Linked DNA regions of Mus musculus: region 1 is linked to region 2. Evidence: chromatin contacts called from ENCODE POLR2A ChIA-PET data. All regions are on one chromosome and are shown on one strand. The core of a region is the stretch at or near the end of the contact, and the rest is flanking DNA. Distances in the headings are between cores, read along the strand shown. Region 1 holds the start of Txlna (taxilin alpha). Region 2 holds the start of Bsdc1 (BSD domain containing 1).

The links. ChIA-PET counts read pairs that join two places held with the same protein, here RNA polymerase II (POLR2A).
Region 1: POLR2A ChIA-PET joins it to region 2 with 13 read pairs in embryonic stem cell. The contact joins the promoter of Txlna here to the promoter of Bsdc1 in region 2. POLR2A ChIA-PET finds 5 or more read pairs at or near these places in 3 of 5 experiments (Patski and embryonic stem cell).

What each region holds. Positions count from the first base shown.
Region 1 is chr4:129,637,942-129,642,705 of GRCm38, reverse strand. It overlaps Txlna (taxilin alpha), which reads left to right and starts at 1,641. Exons shown (of 11, transcript NM_001199695.1): 1 at 1,641-1,735; 2 at 2,279-2,450; 3 at 3,139-3,477. The coding sequence starts at 2,285.
Region 2 is chr4:129,459,715-129,464,044 of GRCm38, reverse strand. Bsdc1 (BSD domain containing 1) reads right to left here and starts at 2,366. Exons shown (of 11, transcript NM_133889.2): 1 at 2,340-2,366; 2 at 2,043-2,103. The coding sequence starts at 2,350.

The DNA of each region.
Region 1 (4,764 bases), core at 392-2,891, 180 kb before region 2:
AGATGCTACCTCTTCAGAGATTTCCAAGTGTTTACTGAGAAGCAATCAGGGCAGTGGTTTCCAGGTACCTTTAACGCAAACCTTTCTGAGATTCGGTTCCCTCAGTAAACTGGTCAAGTGCCAACGCTTTCTCTTTTCAGCTTTGATCACTCCGGGTAAGTACTCTGTCACTGAGTTTATTGTCTCTCAAAGTTACATGTGAACAGACAGAACTCTACTCTGAGTCTGTTTGGCAGACCTATTACAGAAAAATAGACATCATTTAAGAACCCTAAAACAAAGTCCAATTAGCACAATTTGCAACATGCTCTACCCCACAGCCTGACTCTAGCCTCTTGAGGCTGCAGCATTTAGCCAACAGTAATTTCAACACGTGAGTTTCTAGGACAGCCTGATCTACATAGAGAGTTACACGCCAGCCAGCTCTATAAAGCAAGACCTTATCAAACAAAACAAACTCCACACAACAAAAGAATTGAAATCACAATTGTGGGGTTTTTTTTAATGTTCTGAGCCTACACTGGCACTGCAAATCATAATGAAGAACAAAGACGAGAAAAATCTAACATTTTAAAGCAGTAACACTTGATACTTTGCAGAAAGTGGGGCAGGGGTGGTAGGGTGGGAGTTTACCAACCTGCCTAAAGCCAAACTCCCTGGCTTCAATCCCTTTCTGAGGGAGTAATTGCCAAGCTGGTGGGGTTAGAAGGCGGGGCATAAATTGCCTCAGAGAACAGCTGTGGTGTCGGAGAATGGTTCCAACCGGTTTTGGTAGGCAGCTCTGAGTTAGAAGCCAGCATAGTCAAAGATTACGTTCTAGGACACACTAGGCTACACAAAGAAACCCTGACTCAGGGGGCAAAGAAATATTTTTAAAGGATGGGTGCTGGTGTCAGGCTTCCAGCTTTGAATCTGCTATAACCACACAATATTGATGGAGCCTTAAACTATTTACCCTTTACCTGGTGGCCTTTGCCATTAGTCCAAGCCATGGGGAGGCAAAGACAGACAAAACTCTTGAGTTCAAAGCCAATTTAATCTACATAGGGAGTTCCAGGCCTGCCAAAGCCACATATAACGAGATGTTGTCTCTAACAAACAAATAGTAGTTTGTTTTATTTTAACTAGGCTTTTCTGTACTATCGTATATTTCACAGATCACTGAGTATTTTGTACTTAATCCGAGTAATTATGAGAATCAAGCTACTGGATACGAGGAAAAAACGTTTGAATTATTATAAACCTTCTATTGTAATAGAGGGGAAAAAAATGCCAGGCACATAACAAATTAGTTTACCTTTCTATCCCTCTTCCGAGTTCTCAGAGATCATAGAAAGTCATACATGTTTATAAAGGACTAATGAGTGTATGAAAAAAAAAGAAAAAAAAAAGACCAGAATGCCAAAGTTTAAGGCCAATCATAGCTTCAGTACCAGAAAAGAGGCTGACAAAAATCTCTCGACCAATGACATAATTTCGGACCCTCAGGGTATTTGGCTCCTATGCTTTTCGGTTGCATCTCGGGAGTTGTGCGGCGCCGCGAGGCATGAAGGGGCTCGTAGTTTTTCCCACTCCCGCCTCCAAAGCCGCCTTGACTTCTTTTTTCCCAGCAAGCTCCGCGCCCGCGTTTGCTGTTGATTGGCTGCGGCAGGAGAGGGCGGTCCTGTTGGCAGCAGTTACCTAGGTTTCCGGTGCTCGGCCGGAGAGGAGGACGCCGCCGGACGTCCGTGGTGAAGTATGTCTATGGGCTGTACGTGGGACGAGCTCTTCAGAGGGTCTGTGGCCCAGGACGCGTTGGCCGTAGAGGAACAACTAATTCGGGGGGTCGGGGGGAGGGCGGCCTGCCCCAGTGTTGCGCGTGCGTACTCTAGGTCTAGAGGGCGCGTGGGGTGTGGGTGGCTTCTGTGCGCGCGCGCGCGCGGGGGTCCCACGTGGGACCTGGTGGGGCGGGGAGCCGATCGGGACTGGAGCATCCCGCCACGTCAGTCTGCGGCTCTGAGCCAATCCCGCGCTCCGGCTGCCGAGAGGGAGCCGTGTGGTGCCGAGAAGTGGCATTCGGGAGAAAGGAGGCCTCTTCCTTCCCTCACTCACTCAGGGGCAGCTTCTCGGAAACCTTCCATGGGACCGTGAAATCCCGGGCGAAGACCGACCGGTCTGTTTGAAGCTTCGAGCGTCAGATTTGGGGATTTCTTATCTAGTTGTGAAGAAGAATTTTGAAGTCTAGAAAAAAAAAAGCAACTGGGTCCTTAAAGGATCTGCCCCATTTCTGGCCTTGCAGATCACAATGAAGAACCAAGACAAAAAGAATGGGCCTGCCAAACACTCCAACTCGAAGGGCAGCCCGGGGCAACGGGAAGCAGGACCGGAGGGAGCCCATGGACGACCCAGACAGACAGCTCCTGGGGCGGAAGCCGAAGGTTCCACAAGCCAGGCTCCTGGGAAGACCGAGGGTGTGTGCCAGCTCTGCTTTTCCAGTGGGCAGAGGGAGGAGTTTCTGGTACTGGTCTGTCTTCTGAGGCCAGTGTTTACCCAAGAAGAAGGAACTATAGAATGAACGATGCTCATTCTGTGTGATCCTTTTGTTTCCTGGGGAGGTGGTGAACCTTCCCACTCTTAGCCGTGGGGCGCAACCTTGGGAGCATGCTCTGACTGGTTTAAACGAAGACAGTCAAATGAAGCACCCCGTAAGCAAAGTCATATTCCCAGAGAACACTTGCCAGTGGTGGGTAATTGTCCTTCATGAGGTGCAGCGTCTGCCACATGCCAACTGCTCCTCACACAGGGGTGCTTTACACAGTTGGCTTTTATAACAAGTATGTTTGGGTGTTAGAAATACTTGTTTTATAACTAAACAAACTTAGGGTTTAAAAAAACTTAAATTGAGGCCAGGCCTAGTGTCCCTCACCATTGTCCACAGAACTCAGGAGGCAGAGGCAGACAGATCTCGGAGTTTGTGATCAGCCTGCATACTAAGTTCCAAGACAGCCAGGGCCCTGTAGAGAGAGCCTAACTCAACCGAATAAATAAATAAAACAACATTTAACCCACACCAGTGTGTTTATCTGGGCTTAAAGAAGATCCAAGCGAGTGGTATGACCACTGAACTTTAATCCCGTGTCTTCATCTTTCCTGCTGTAGGGGCTCGAGCTAAAGCAGCTCAGCCTGGGGCCCTCTGTGACGTCTCTGAGGAGCTGAGCCGGCAGTTGGAAGACATCCTGAGTACATACTGTGTGGACAACAATCAGGGAGGCCCGGCTGAGGAGGGAGCACAGGGTGAGCCCACTGAGCCGGAAGACACGGAGAAGTCCCGAACCTATGCAGCCAGGAATGGGGAGCCTGAACCAGGCATTCCAGTCGTCAACGGCGAGAAGGAGACCTCTAAGGGAGAGCCTGGAACAGAGGAGATCCGAGCGAGTGATGAAGTTGGAGACCGAGACCATCGGAGGCCACAGGAGAAGAAGAAAGCCAAGGGTCTAGGTGAGGGGGGAGCTATTGGTGAGGGGAGGGAGTTAACACCTGTCATCTCATGGGCTAACCTGCTCTGTCAGAACTCAAAAGAATCTGCTTTTCAAGACAGTATGTGTGTTATCTCCCCTCCCCCCCGCCCGGGTTTACTCAAAGATGGGGTCCTAGCATTGAGCTGTTAGATCACTCACTTGTGCAAAGCCTCCTGGCCTTGGGAAGTGGAGGCAGAGTGTAGCTAGCATCTCACTGAGGATATGGAGAACAGGAGGCCCGAGTGCTTGCCAGCACCACTTTTAGCTGCTGCTTGACTTTGGACATGTTTATTCTCCACTCCTGGGTCTTAGTTTCCCTGTTTCTATAGCAATAGAATTAGGCTACACCAAGGTTGAGATATCAAATATCAACATGAACCAGGTAAGCCACAGACCTCTTCAGAATCATCAAGAAAGGGCCTTCTTGATCTGAAAAATTGACTCCTACCTGGTTAGTCCCCCACTCTCATCTGACCAGCTGAATAATTGGCAACCAAAATAATAGAAACCAAGCAAAGCCATCCACTGGTGGGGTTTGCCATCTCCATGCCAATCTCGTGGGCCTCCAGGACTGACAATTCAGGAACCTGGTCTGTGCTGACTGAATACAGTGGAACCCAAGGGAGACAATTGTAAAGCTTCCTGGCTGAGGTAGAGGCAATCAGGCGTGATGGCATCCACCTTTAATCACAGCACTTGAGAAGCAGGGGCAAGTAGATCTCTTGAGTGCCGGACCAGCCAGCTGCATAATGAAACCTTATCTCAAATGAATAAAAACAGAGAGCAATGGCAGTCCTTTGACAGGGGTGGTGGGATAATATGAAAATATGAATTTAGAATCTAATGGGAACCTATGTGGTAGTGTATGCCTCTAATGGGCGACTAGGAGGAACAGAGGCAGGAAGACTGAGTTCAAAGGCAACTTGGACTACATAGCAAGACCCTCTCTCTCATCTCTCTCTAGTACTGTAACCACGTCACTGGTCCTCCTTCCTCATTTTGTCATCTGTCTTAAAGACAGATTTCTTGCCCTTTTTTTTTCCCCAAGTCACAGGGTCACATATGAAAGAGATGCATCTTAAGCATAACTGTGGGTGGGATTGGAAAGATGGCGCTGGTTAAGAGCACTGGCTGCTTGCTTTTCCAGAGGTCCTGAGTTCAATTCCCAGCAACCACATGGTGGCTCACAACCATCTGTAATGGGATCTGATGCCCTCTTCTGGTGTGTCTGGAAAAAGTGACAGTGTACTCACATAAAATAAATCTT
Region 2 (4,330 bases), core at 1,117-3,616:
GTGGAGAACTGGGAGAGAGTTACATCACAAAAGTCGGAAGAGTGACAGTTCAAAAAAAGGTGGGGTAGGGTGGGGTGGGGAGCATGGTAGTGCCAACTGCTGCAGAAAGTTCCAGAAAGATAAGGGCTAAAAAGTACCCAGTGGAGCTGGCAAGTGTGAAATGACTGTCATTACAGATAAGTGTCCAGGTGGTGGCTTCAGGGGTGGGGAGGGAGTAACCCGAAATCAAGCTTATTGACGTCGTATTTTTAAAGTATGCCAGGCTGCTGAACACAGACTTGAGGGAAGAGTTTCCGACGTCAAGGGGAAGAGTAAAATAAGAGGGAGAAAAGGTCTGTTGGGGGCGTGCCTAGACGAAGTGAGACCAGGGCACGTGTCGGGGGAGCACACAATGCAGCAGAGCTTTCTCTAGTGCTGTGTCTGTCTGTACATGAACTTGGACGCGTTGGATCTGTACATGAACTTGGATGCACTGGATGGGGACTCAGTAGACTCAAGGCAGGAGTGGGAAGGAAGCAAGCAGAGGAAGTCAGGTTACACGCCCCTCTCAAAATGAGAGGACGTTTGCTAAGAGAGCAGGAAGACACCGACCCAAAGGGAGCGGAGATGGCCAGCAGCAAAGACGGCAGCAGAGGAGCAAGGGAAAAGTCGAAAAACGGTGACTGAGTTTTACTGAGTCACTTAATAAAGAGCGAATGCCTATGTAGCACCCAGAGAGACCACATATTGTCTGAGTGTTCTGCATATTATCATGTGATCCTCGTGACATCGCATTAGAGAGGTACTGCCATTTCACAGTGAGGAAGGTAAGAAGAAGAAGAAGAAGAAGAAGAAGAAGAAACCAGATAAACAAACTTGCCCAAGTCATAAGCTACACGCCTTTAATCTCAACACTCAGGAAGCAGAAGGAGGCGGATCTCTGTGAGGCTGAGGCCAGCCTGGTCTACATAATGGTCCCAGGGCAGCCAAGGGCGACATACACCATGAGACCCTGTCTCAAAATAAAACAAACCACGACCACCACCAATAACAACAAAATAACTTGTCCAAGTTCCCAGAAATGTAAGGAACTAAAGGGAGAGATTAAGTCTCTTCCTGAAAGCCTCGAAACACACGGGGAGTCCTCACAGGACAGGACACCTGCCGGATAGCACACTTTCTTTGCATGCTTGAGGTCTCATATTAATCCTTAGCGTAAAGTCCTGCCTCTCCATCATCAATAAAACTTCCAGCACAGGGAATTCTCAGATGTGCTGAGCTGTAGCTTGAGCGGAGGCTTCCCAGGAGAACCCGGAGCAAGGAGAAAATAAAAACAAAAACCAAAAAACCAAAAACCAAACAAACAAAAACCGTTCCTAAAGTACTGGGCTGACTTGAGATCAGAAGCCTCTCGGAGTCTGCCCTGAAGCACGACTCCCTTCACTTGCTTGAGGTAAACAGTAATTAGTTACCCCACGACTTAGTTGGGCTGCCTGTAAATAAAGGAATGTGGGATAAAACAGGAACACCAACTGGCATTGCCTAGGACAAGGACAAGCATTAGTCACAATCACAGCCACTTCCCCAGGTCTCCACTCTCTGGCCCCCCCTCATCCCTTTGTAAACCAGTCACATAGGCACCATCAGGTACCAGCGCATATGGCAATCCTCATCTCTACCCGGATTCTTGGCTACACCTTCCTTGGCATGCTCATGACTCCCTAGTCTGGACAATTAGGGACTGCCCTTTCCCGGTATTCACAACAGTAACTAAGCAACTATTTTGCTTGACTGCCTCCACACCAGACTGAGCTTTGTGAGGCCCAAGACTATCTGTCTGGCTAAGGTCTATATCCTCCCAACCTGTCTGTGAGTAGTGACTGTCACATATTCTAATAAATATTGCTGTTTAAGAGTAAGATGTTGTTAGTGGTGGTGTTCTACCCTTTTCTCGTAAATGGCCTCACAGAAGCTCAAAAAAACCCAAGCAGGGGCTAGCTGGGGTTGGTTGCAAGGAGACGGCCGCGGTGCCCTGCCGAGGGAAGGGTGCTGGCCCGGCTTACCTTCTCTTTGACTGCCTGGTAGCTCTGCTGCAGCCAGCTCCGCCACCACCCCACGTCCTCCCTGTGGAAGACAGACACATCTGACGGCCCTGCCGGGCGACTCCAGCCCAGCCTCCGGCCGGAGATGAGGCTTTTCCGGCCGCTTCCCCATGCCCTCGCACCACGCCTCCGCTCTGCCCTTCCAGCTCAGTCCGCACCCGCACCGGCAGCCTGTCCCCAACAGGGACCCCTGGCCCAGTACCCCATCCCTCGAAAAGCCCAAGCCCCCAACGCCAGAAAGCGGAACGCCAAGCTCACCCTTCCGCCATCTTGCCAGCATGACATCACCACTATTTACCGACCTTTGACTTCCGACACGGCACCGCCCCCTCAGGCTCCGCCCCCATGAGCGTGCCCCAATCTTAACACAAGGACAACTCTCCGCCCAGTCCCCGCCCCCCTACATCAATGTGTCTGGCCTTTGTCCAATCCATGTCCCAAATGCGATTTGTCCCGCCTCTGAACTCTCGATCCAATGGTGTGTAAGATTGTCCTCGGGTCCCACCAACCAGCCGCTAGCTTTCCCGGTAGTCCCTGACTACAGTGGCCTCTCCGGGCCAATTTCGGCAGGCTCGTTAGACCGCCAATTAGAAGGCGAGGCGAGGAAAGGAGAGGCCGGGTTGGGACGTTGTGTTCTTAGAACCTGGAGTTAAGTTCCGCCCCCCTTTGTGAAGCCAGCCGCGTAGCAGCTCCTTGGTGTTCTGCTGCAGGCTAATTCAGCAAGCTCCGATTGCGGACCTCAGAGCCAGAGTAAGGCTATGGGGAGAATCCAGAGCTCTCCTCGGGATGACACCCAGGATCATTTGGAGAGGCAGATACATATTCACATTATTTCTTAAGCCCGATTTAAGAAAACGCTAGCTGAAAGTGTTCTGGAAAAATCCCACTGATAGGGGGGAATTGAGGTCTATTGTGTGGTGGAAGGGGGATTTACATAGATCCTGTGGCCCTACCTACTACTTCCTCAATCTACACAAACCCCTCCTTCACCTCCAGCAGGAGGTTGACTCCCCTCCTCGAAGGCTACACTGTAATCAAGGTCATCACTGCTACCTGATCCCATAGCCTCTTACCTGCCTGAGGAACAAGCTATATACTAATTCTCCCAGTGTTCCCCAAGGCCTCCCATCTAACTTTCAAAAAGATTGTTGCTGGTATTTCTCCTGTCTAAAAAACTAACAACTATTGGATGGATCACAGGGCTCCCAATGGAGGAGCTAGAGAAAGTACCCAAGGAGCTAAAGGGATCTGCAACCCTATAGGTGGAACAACATTATGAACTAACCAGTACCCCGGAGCTCTTGACTCTAGCTGCATATGTATCAAAAGATGGCCTAGTCTGCCATCACTGGAAAGAGAGGCCCATTGGACACGCAAACTGTATATGCCCCAGTACAGGGGAATGCCAGGGCCAAAAAAAAAATGGGAATGAGTGGGTAAGGAAGTGGGGGGGAGGGTATGGGGGACTTTTGGGATAGCGTTGGAAATGTAATTGAGGAAAATATGTAATAAAAATAAATAAATAAATAAATAAATAAATAAAAAAATAAAGTAGACCACCATAAGGCTGTTAAGGGAGAAAAAATGGAATGAGTAATTTCCAGTGGTCTTTCTCCCTTCTAAGGTCCATGCTTTGCCTGCAACGAATGCACAAGGTTTAAAGCTAAAAAATGCTGTGATAAATGATTTGTGCTACTGAACAAGATGGGCTAAGAAACAAGTTGAGTTCTTTAATCCCCAACAGAATCTACCTTTGCAATTTCATTCCCCACATTAAAGGTCACTTGGAACTACTGCCTGCCTCTACCTCCCAAGTGCTGGGGTTAAAGGCATGCGCCACCACTGCCCGGCATGTATTTTTTTTTTTTTAACTAGACAATTTAATCCAAGATATTGCAGGTGCTAGGCAAACATGCTATCAGTAAATTACATCCAAGCCCTGAACTGTTAATTTATAATCGCACACATAAAACCATGCCAGTCAGATGGCCGTGCCTCCTCCCAGGGTTCTCCTTTCTGTTCCTACCTGGTTGGTCTGACCTTGCACCTCCACCCTCCTTGCTCACACTGCCCCACATACAAAGGCTACTTAGATTTCCCAGAAACTTTCTGGTGCTTTCCTGACCCTGAGCCCTTGAACATGTCTTCTCTGCCTGCAGTTCTCTGACCTCAGTTTCTTACCCACTCTGACCATGCTATTGAGAACTGCAGCTTGTGCACCATAAATACCAGCACTTGGAGGTGGGGGT